3 separate regions of the Homo sapiens genome follow, and regions 2 and 3 are each linked to region 1. The links are chromatin contacts, found by Hi-C or POLR2A ChIA-PET in ENCODE. All regions are on one chromosome and are shown on one strand. Each heading gives the region's core, a stretch centred on a gene start or an enhancer-like site at or near the end of the contact. The rest is flanking DNA. Distances are from core to core; before and after follow the strand shown. Region 1 holds the start of LINC01182 (long intergenic non-protein coding RNA 1182). Region 2 overlaps LOC124900670 (a long non-coding RNA gene). Region 3 has its middle 180 kb from the start of LINC01085.

Region 1 (2,700 bases), core at 96-2,595:
GACTGAAACAATGTATGTCTTAAATGTATTTAATTGAAGTCTCACGTCTCCCTAAAATGTATACATCTAGGTGACGCCCCAATCACCTTGGGGTCATGTTCTCAGGATCTCCTGAAGGTTATGTCATGGGCCATTAGTGACTCATATTTGGCTCAGAATAAATCTCTTTAAATATTTTAGAGTCTGACTCTTTTTGTCAACAAAAATCACATCTCTGTCTGACATTGTCGTGATTTGGGTTCTTTCAAAAGCAGATCCTGAGACAAGGGTTTGAGTGCAAGTGGGACTTTGGAGGTGTATTTATCTTTTTAAAAAATTTTTTTTTGTGCCTCTCAGCTCTGAATGGACCCTTTATTAATTTATGCTCTGGGACTAACGAAGGCGTGCCTTTGAGCCCGTCTCCTTTAAGTGCGCGCGATGCTAGGCTTCCTCAGTAGAGGGCGCCGGAGGACACCGCAGCTGGAGGAGGGTTTCCGCCGGTTGTGCGGGGACCGCGGCTCAGTAGTGTGGGTGGACGAGGACAGCGGGTGGAACTGGTCCTTCTGTGACTTTGCAGCCCCGGCTTGGTGATAATTTTTGTGCAGGCTTCTTGACATGGAAAGCAGAGCTCCCCAGCACAGAGTGAGCCTCCGAAGGGCTCCTGCCCTTACCGGTGCCCTACCCTCCCTTTCCCTGCTTGCTACACTTGGGTCCGGGACTCAGCCTCCCTTTGCAAGCTTCTGCTCGGCCTGTGTGCAGCTGCACTTAGCTGGCAGGGTCAGGCGTTGAGTAGCCGCTCCGCTCCTTCTGCAGCCTCCTGCAGCCCCCGCCAGCTCCCGGGCTCCATCCCTCACCATCAGTTGCTGATTGGCGCCCCCTGCGTGCACAACGGAGGCTGGCTGCACCTGGAGGTTCCCAGCAATTCCAGGCCGGCTCCAGCCTAGCCAAAGCAGCTAACTTCTCTGCTGTCTCGTGGGCTGAACCTCACCGTTTCCCAAGAGGTCTGAATCCTTCTCAAGTTCGTCTTTTCCTAAGTTCTCCCTCGTAGCTCTAGGTTGCTTTGTAGAGTTTCCTTATATCTATACTCTTCATTGTAGTTAATGACTCTGTGTTACACTTGTCCTGTTGAACTTACTGTGTAGTTTCTGTCTCTTGACTGGATCAAGGCTCTCACAGGAGTCAATCCCAGAAAAATGATGAGACAGTAGGGAAGAGAGAAAAGCCAATAAACAGCATGTTAATGAGTAGGTCCCACCTGGGGCTCAGTCGCACTGGTGTCCCTCTGAGAGTATGGGCACCACACACTTTGGCATTGCCCCAGCAAGGCAAGGGGCAAGCAAGGGAGCTGGGTGTTTATCTCCCAGGCATTGCTTGAGGCTTGCTCTTGGGAATGGTAGCTCCCTGGAACTTCTGTCCAGCCTGCATATCTGGACTGTGCAGGGGATACTTCTATGGCCAGAAAAAGCCCTTGGGCAGAGAGAAGCAGGTTCTTGATGCTGAGATGTCTGCGTGCTTGGGAGTTGACCACTGCAGCTGCAGGTGACCTCTGGGGTGGGCCAAGGGGATGTAGGTGGGCAGTGATACATCTGCTACAGACATGTTGCAGGATGCAGGGCAGCAGAAGGAAACTGATCAGCTGGCTGCCAATGAATGGCCCAGACTGATTCAAGGGTAAATTTGCTGGAAGAAGTCCGTTGCAGAAGATCAGATGCTTTCCTGACTGGTGTAATTTAATTGTATGGTCAGTGTTTGCTATGGATAATTGGATTTTTCTTTGACCTTCACAATCTTGCTGGCTCTCTGTCCACACTGAAAGACACTTTTCTAACTCTCTCAAATGCAATAAGACTAACCTTGGCTTCCATCAGGAACTCATGGGCTTGCCATTTCCAGGAGGTGCCGATGGCTGTGGTATCCAACCAGCAAACGGCAGTGGTGTTTGTATTTTCCATTTTGCCCTTTACAAGAACATTTCAGCTGAAGCAAAAGGCTTTTTCCTTTACCCTGGGTTTTTTAATAGAAATCTTGGTGGCATTAAGCACTTTTAATTCTGAGCACTAGCCTGTAAAGTTCAAAGCTCTGTTCTGCTCTTGAACACAGCGGATACCAAGGCGAGAGATTCTAATCACAAGGAATACCAGAAAAAAAAAAATAAGCAGGAGACAAGTTTATTACGAAGGGTTGTGAACAGTATTTGTGATTAATGTGGAATGAAAAAGGTTATTTCTACATTAAAATCATTCACATTTGCAATAATTTAAACAATTTATCTGGTTTCCCCAAGTGGGGATGTGTTCTTTCCACATATAACATGCTCAGTGAAGGAAGAACAAGGAAGGTTACGCTGCCCTGAAACATATCTGGGAGAGCTTTTCGGCTCTGGGAGGATCACCAAGTTATGTTGTTAAGTGACAAAAACAATATCCGGAAGAGTGTCAAACAGCTAATTATTGTGTAAGAAGGAAAAAAAGAAGACTACATTAGTCACATTTACTTATATTTATATGAAAAGCTAATAAAAGTAGCTAGGTATACGTAAGGCAGTCAGAAACAAGACTTTTCAATTATAACTTTTATATCATTTTAATTTAAAAGTTACGCTAATATATTTCCTGTTCAAGAAACAAATAACAACATGCCCAGTGGAAAGCATCATCATTGTAATAATGTCCTAAGATCATTTTTTATGACCTTTGAAGGTAACTTAGGATAGGAAAATGC
Region 2 (2,796 bases), core at 56-2,555, 530 kb after region 1:
TCCCTGTGGAGGAAACAGGAGAGAATTTTATTAGGTAGGGTGATACAAGGGGAATCCACACATTGGGAACAATATTGAGTAGCCAGGTTGAAGGTACAGGTCAATCAGCAGTTGTCTTAAAGCTTTCCTAGTATTCTGCTTGCTATTCCCACTCCTTTTGTTTATCTGAAAATATTTATTATCTGTTCAGACAGTGTAATTCACTGGGATGAAGCTCAACACAGGGAATCCCGCATGCCCTTTTCTCATAGAACATTTTAAAATTACCTTTGTAGTTGTGGTTTAGCAGGACAAAACTGGAACCATTCCCCATGTGTCATCTATGTCATCTTGGTTCTCCCCTTGCCTGTTGCTGCTAGAAAATGGGTCAGGTATTTATGGCTCAACATAGCATCCCTGGTGCCAGGATGATCCAGTTGGCCTAAGGCAGAAGGAAGCTCAAACAAAAAGGCAACATCACCAGATTGGTTCCGTGGGAGCATAAGCCTCTGAATTTGAGGTTCAGGTCACATTTCTTGGCATGATCTTCCAGTTTTATGTGCTAGCAGCAAGCAAGTGGGTTGTTAGAGTACTAGGACTGAAGTGGGCTAAAATAAAATTGGATTATGAAAGATATTCCAATGGTCAATGACACTTATACATTTTCATGAAATAAAACAAACAACTTTCTCCTTTGAATTGAGGTAGAATCATTTCAACATCCACTCTCATGATCCATCCATGCATGAAGATGTCAATTTTTTTCATATTCCACAAGACACTCACTCTCTTATCATTGGCAAATTCAGAGAGTGTTTACTAAAAGCTATGTCTATTAGGGAGGCAGTGAGGGTGTTGAGGGATTCTGGTAATAGTAATGATGTTATTATCACAGCTCAACTGAGCCTCAGAGTGACTTTCCTGATGTTCACAATTGGTCAAGAGTAAAGATAGAGTTTGAATCCAATTCTTTTGATATCAGGCCTCCTAACTTTGAATCCAATTTTCTGTCCTCTATGGAACTGTTGGTGCCTGCATATAGAGTATTCAATAAAGGTTTGCTGAACTAGATTGAATAAAACTGAAGGCCAAAGGGAGTTTTAGCCCTGCCTTTCCAATGAAGGCAATTTCCTATTGACCAGACTCTCACCTTTCTGTTCTGCCTCTGAGTTCATTTGATAAGAGACTTGATTTGGGCTTGTTTTAGCAGATAAGTTGAGTTAATATTTATTTTAGGAAAGTGGGATTAGTGAAGATAGGTAGGGAATGAATTATACATTCTCTGAGCAACTGAAGGTCATTAGGAAAACATGCAGCTGCCGGAGATTTCCGGGTAAGGCTTGCACAGTGGGGGCTGGAGGTGATTTCCAAATGTTGTGGTTTCTATTTATTGGAGTTACTTTGGAAGTGGTGAGCTGGGACAATTACGCTGTTAATTCAGATAAAAGGGAACTTTTTAATAGAGAGAGTGACAAATCACTATGTAAATATGGAGAACGCAGCTTCCAAGACTGGCAGACAGTGCAAGGTATGGGGACGTGAGAATCATAGGATTTGAGTGTTTTGCTGACTCTGTATGAGTCAGAAACCAAAAGAGGGGCATGAAGTGAGAGAACCAACTCAACTAGCAAAAGAGACCCGGCAAGGGGAGCCATTCTAATGCAGAATCCAAAAAGTGTATACAACTCAGGGAGCATTTAGAATAATGTTAGCACTAGAAATTTTTGTTTTGTTTTGTTTGAGAAGCAAAAAATATTGTGTAGACAGAAACTAAAGGTTGTTATTAGGCAATAATAATAGCTAGTAGATCATTCTTTATCCTCACATCTCATGTGCCAGGCACTGTGCTATGTACTTTGCATTAATCTGCACGTTAAATCTTCACAGCAGGCTGGGCATGGTGGCTCATGCCTGTAATCTCAGCACTTTGGGAGTCCGAGGCAGGCGGATCAAAAGGTTAAGAGATCGAGACCATCCTGGCCAACATGGTGAAACCCTGTCTCTACTAAAAATACAAAAATTAGCTGGGCGTGGTGGCACATGCCTGTAGTCCCAGCTACTCAGAGACTGAGGCAGGAGAATCGCTTGAATCTGGTCGGCGGAGGTTGTGGTGAGCTGAGATCGCACCACTGCACTCCAGCCTGGAGACAGAGTGAGACTCCACTATGTCTCAAGAAAAAAAAAAAAAAATTCTCACAGCAGCCGTATAGACTAGACACAATCAGAAAATGTACAGATGGGAAAAACATTCTAAAAATTTGATTTCTTTGCTCACATTCGTAAGCCCCAAGTGAAGAGCCAGAATGCAAACTCAGGCCCAGTTGATGTCAATTATTTTTGTGTTTGTCATGTAGAAGAGCACTTCACAGCACGCGGTGTGCCTCTTTGGAAAGGAAAACCAGAGAGGAAGCATGAGTCTTGTTTTGAGTGTCCCACAGGGAAATGAATTTGAAACACTACAGTTCTGGGGTTTTACGGTTTCTAGAGTCCTTTTCTGTGACAGGGAAATCTTCATTTTTGTGCGAAGAAATATCCAGCCCTTATCAGCTGATTTGGCTGAGATTTAGAAACTTTTCTTTATCTGTTTAAGATTGATGCAGAAACAGAGCAAATGTGAACAGGTGAGCAGCGTTGACCAGATGTTCCAGTGAGAGAGCTAGTGACAACAAAGGGAGGATAAAGCTGGTGTGGGTGCTGTACATAGTCCACTTGACAAATGTTTGTTGAGTGCCTGCCATTTTCTAGGCAATGTCTTAGGCACCAGAACACAACCCATGCAGCAGGGAACTTAGCCACAGTGTAAAAGGAGTAGAAGCT
Region 3 (2,876 bases), core at 74-2,573, 630 kb after region 1:
ATTTGTTTGCATCCTGAAACTTTACTAAAGTTGTTTATTAGTTCAAGGATCATTTTGTAGTCTTCAGGGTTTTTTAGGCATATCATCCCTGAAGAGAGAGTTTGAATTCTTCTTTTCTTATTTGGATGCTTGTTATTTTTTCTCTTGCCTGATTGCTTTGGCTAGGATTTCCAGTACTATTTTGTATAGGAGTGGTGAGAGTAGGCATCCTTATCTTGTTTCAGTTCTCCAAGGGAATGGTTCAAGCTTTTTCCCATTCAGTATGATATTGGCTGTGGGTTTGTCATAAATGACTCTTATTTAGTTTGAACTATGTGCCTTTGATGCCTATTTTATTGAAGGTTTTTATCACGAAGGGATCTTGGATTTTATTGAATAATGTTTTCCATCTATTGAGATGATCACATGATTTTTGTTTTTAATTCAGTTTATGTGTTGAATCACATTTATTGATTTGATTTGTGTATGTTGAACTCCCTGCCCCCCCCCCCCCCCCACCTGCCACCATACATCCTAGAAATAAAGCCTATTTGGTCATGGTGAGTTAACTTTTTGATGTACTGCTGGATTTGGTTTGCTGGTATTTCATTAAGAATTTTTGTGTCTATGTTCATCAGGATGTAGAGACACAACATACCAAAATCGCTGGGATGCAGCCAAACCAGTGTTAAGAGGAAAGTTTAAAGTGTGAAATAGCTACCACAAAAAGTTAAAATGATCACAAATCAATAATCTAACATTACACCTAGCAGAACTGGAAAAATAAGAGCAAACTAACCCCAAAGTTAGCAGAAGAAAGTAAATAACTAAAATCAGAGCAGAACTGAACAAAATTGAGATCCAAAAATCTATACAAAGAATCAGCAAAACCAAAAGTGTTTCTTTGAAAGGATTATCAGCATTGGTAGACCACTAGTAAGATTAACAAAGAAAAAAAGAGAGAAGATCCAAATAAGCATAACCAGAAATAAGAAAGATGACATTACAAGTGATCCCACAGAAGTGCATAAGATTCTCTGAGACTATTATGAACACTTCTATGCACACAAACTACAAAATATAGGGAAAATGGATAAATTCCTGTAAACACACTACCTCCCAAGATTGAATCAGGAAGAAACTGAAACCCAAAACAGACCAATATCTAGTTCTTAAATTGAATCAGTAATAAAAATCTTACCAACCAAAAGAAGCCCAGGACTGGATGGATCACAGCTGAATTCTACCAGACATGTTCAAAGAAGAATTAGTACCAATTCTACTGAAACTATTTCAAAAAAATTCAGAAGGGGAGACTCATTTATAAATCATTCTAAGAATCCAGCATCACCCTGATACCAAAACCTGGCAAAGACACAATTGAAATAAAAAGGAAACTAAAGGTGAGTAATATATTTTTAAGCAATTTGTTCTGTGTTAGGGATAGTTTCGGGTTTTGGAAATTTAATGATTCATCAAATAAACTACTTCTCTAACCTGTGGTAGCTGGGAATCTGGTAGAAAATAAACATAATATAGTAGCAAAAACAGCATTCATATCATGTTATGTTAGGTGGTAATACATTCCATGAGAAGGAAGAAAGCCTAGCCTGGTATTGGTTTATCCAATACCAATAAATGATAAGGTATAGGAGGTATTTTTTAAAAGGGAGATTGTTTAAGAGTGAATGCATTTTATACAAATGCATCTTACAAAAGCAAAATATTTTTAAGATCAGATGTCTCATGATGAAGGGGGACATTTTGTAGAGGAGAGAATCCTGAGGCAGGAAGACCAATTAGTTTTGAGATGAGGAGAAATGTTCTTTAGTGGAAAAAGTGAGAAAAACAATAATCCTAGGGAGAACACATGCAGAATCAAGAAGTCTCCTTCTGTTGTTTGAATGATCCAAGTATAGTCTACTTCAAACTTTGCTTTGTAACTTATCTTCCGTTATTGTCTCTAAATATGATTTTCATCTTCGAATGCTATATAAATAGCTGTGTTGACTTTGGGAGAGGAGAAATTTTGTCTTACATTTCTTTGCACTTAAACTTCTGGGCACCAGGATATTCATGACAGTGAGAGGGTGGAAAATGCAAACATACGATAAGGTGATTTAATTAACTATGTAATGGCACACTCATGAAGACATATATATTATTCAATATTTAATACTGTGCTTTAACAAAATATTTAATAATGGGAGAAATGCTGAAACCCTGAGATTAAGTGAAAATATAAGATTAACTTTTATAGAGGGTATTCTGGTTTTGCCAATAATTGTCTGTGAGTTAATGTGTCCATTTGTTTGTGGTATAAAACTGAAAAAATATGGAGCTGGCATTTTAACAGTTGTCTTCTTCATGTGGTGAGTTTAGAGACAATTTTATTGCCCATTTATTTATTTGTTTTATAAAATTATTAACAAACACATAGTACCTTCATAATCATATATTTAAAACATTATTAAAACTACTAATACACAGGTTAATAAGTGGACAATGTATATGGACAAAGACTGGAGAGACACAAATACAAATGATTCATAGACATATAAAAATACTTCAGCCTCACTGGCAATCAAATAATTGTGAATTAAATAACAATAAAAATGTAATATTTATTGTCAAAGTGGCATTTTGAAGAAAATCAACAGACACACTGAAGATGTGTATTGAAATAGTCCTATCCATGACTTGTGAGAATGTAAAATAATCTGTTACAAACCAATTTGTCAGTATGCATTAATACCTTCACTTATGCTGTTTTTTTTTAAGTCTGTAAGGATCCTTTTTGTCATCTATTTTGAGGATTTAGTTTGGAATTCAAAGATGTACCTAAGTTATATTCACCAGAATATTTTTCATACTAACTGATGGTAAACAACCTATAC

Evidence for each region. Hi-C counts contacts between places; a loop is a spot of excess contacts on that map. ChIA-PET counts read pairs that join two places held with the same protein, here RNA polymerase II (POLR2A). Pooled maps may share reads with other maps.
Region 2: a map of PC-3 shows a loop between it and region 1 (6-fold over the local background). The contact joins the enhancer-like site here to the promoter of LINC01182 in region 1. A Hi-C loop is called at or near these places in 4 of 168 maps with a recorded cell type or tissue (IMR-90, PC-3, endothelial cell of hepatic sinusoid and 1 more), 14 of 37 single-sample maps with no recorded cell type and 10 of 50 pooled maps. POLR2A ChIA-PET finds 5 or more read pairs at or near these places in 2 of 52 experiments (PC-9 and activated CD4-positive, alpha-beta T cell).
Region 3: a map of mammary epithelial cell shows a loop between it and region 1 (4-fold over the local background). The contact joins the enhancer-like site here to the promoter of LINC01182 in region 1. A Hi-C loop is called at or near these places in 2 of 168 maps with a recorded cell type or tissue (PC-3 and mammary epithelial cell) and 2 of 50 pooled maps.

The regions. Positions count from the first base shown.
Region 1 is chr4:13,653,834-13,656,533 of GRCh38, forward strand. It overlaps LINC01182 (long intergenic non-protein coding RNA 1182), which reads left to right and starts at 1,346. Exons shown (of 4, transcript NR_121681.1): 1 at 1,346-1,518. RefSeq lists an enhancer at 871-920.
Region 2 is chr4:14,179,971-14,182,766 of GRCh38, forward strand. The region is part of intron 1 of LOC124900670 (a long non-coding RNA gene); the gene reads left to right. Among named protein-coding and RNA genes, the nearest start is that of LINC01085, 69 kb to the left of the region's middle. Within about 2 kb of position 1,306, at least 5 of the 41 ENCODE cell types and tissues checked have a DNase peak (open chromatin) inside an H3K27ac peak, as active enhancers do; they include PC-3, PC-9 and endothelial cell of umbilical vein, where a contact is called at or near this core.
Region 3 is chr4:14,288,513-14,291,388 of GRCh38, forward strand. No RefSeq gene overlaps it. Among named protein-coding and RNA genes, the nearest start is that of LINC01085, 180 kb to the left of the region's middle. Within about 2 kb of position 1,324, at least 2 of the 41 ENCODE cell types and tissues checked have a DNase peak (open chromatin) inside an H3K27ac peak, as active enhancers do; they include PC-3 and mammary epithelial cell, where a contact is called at or near this core.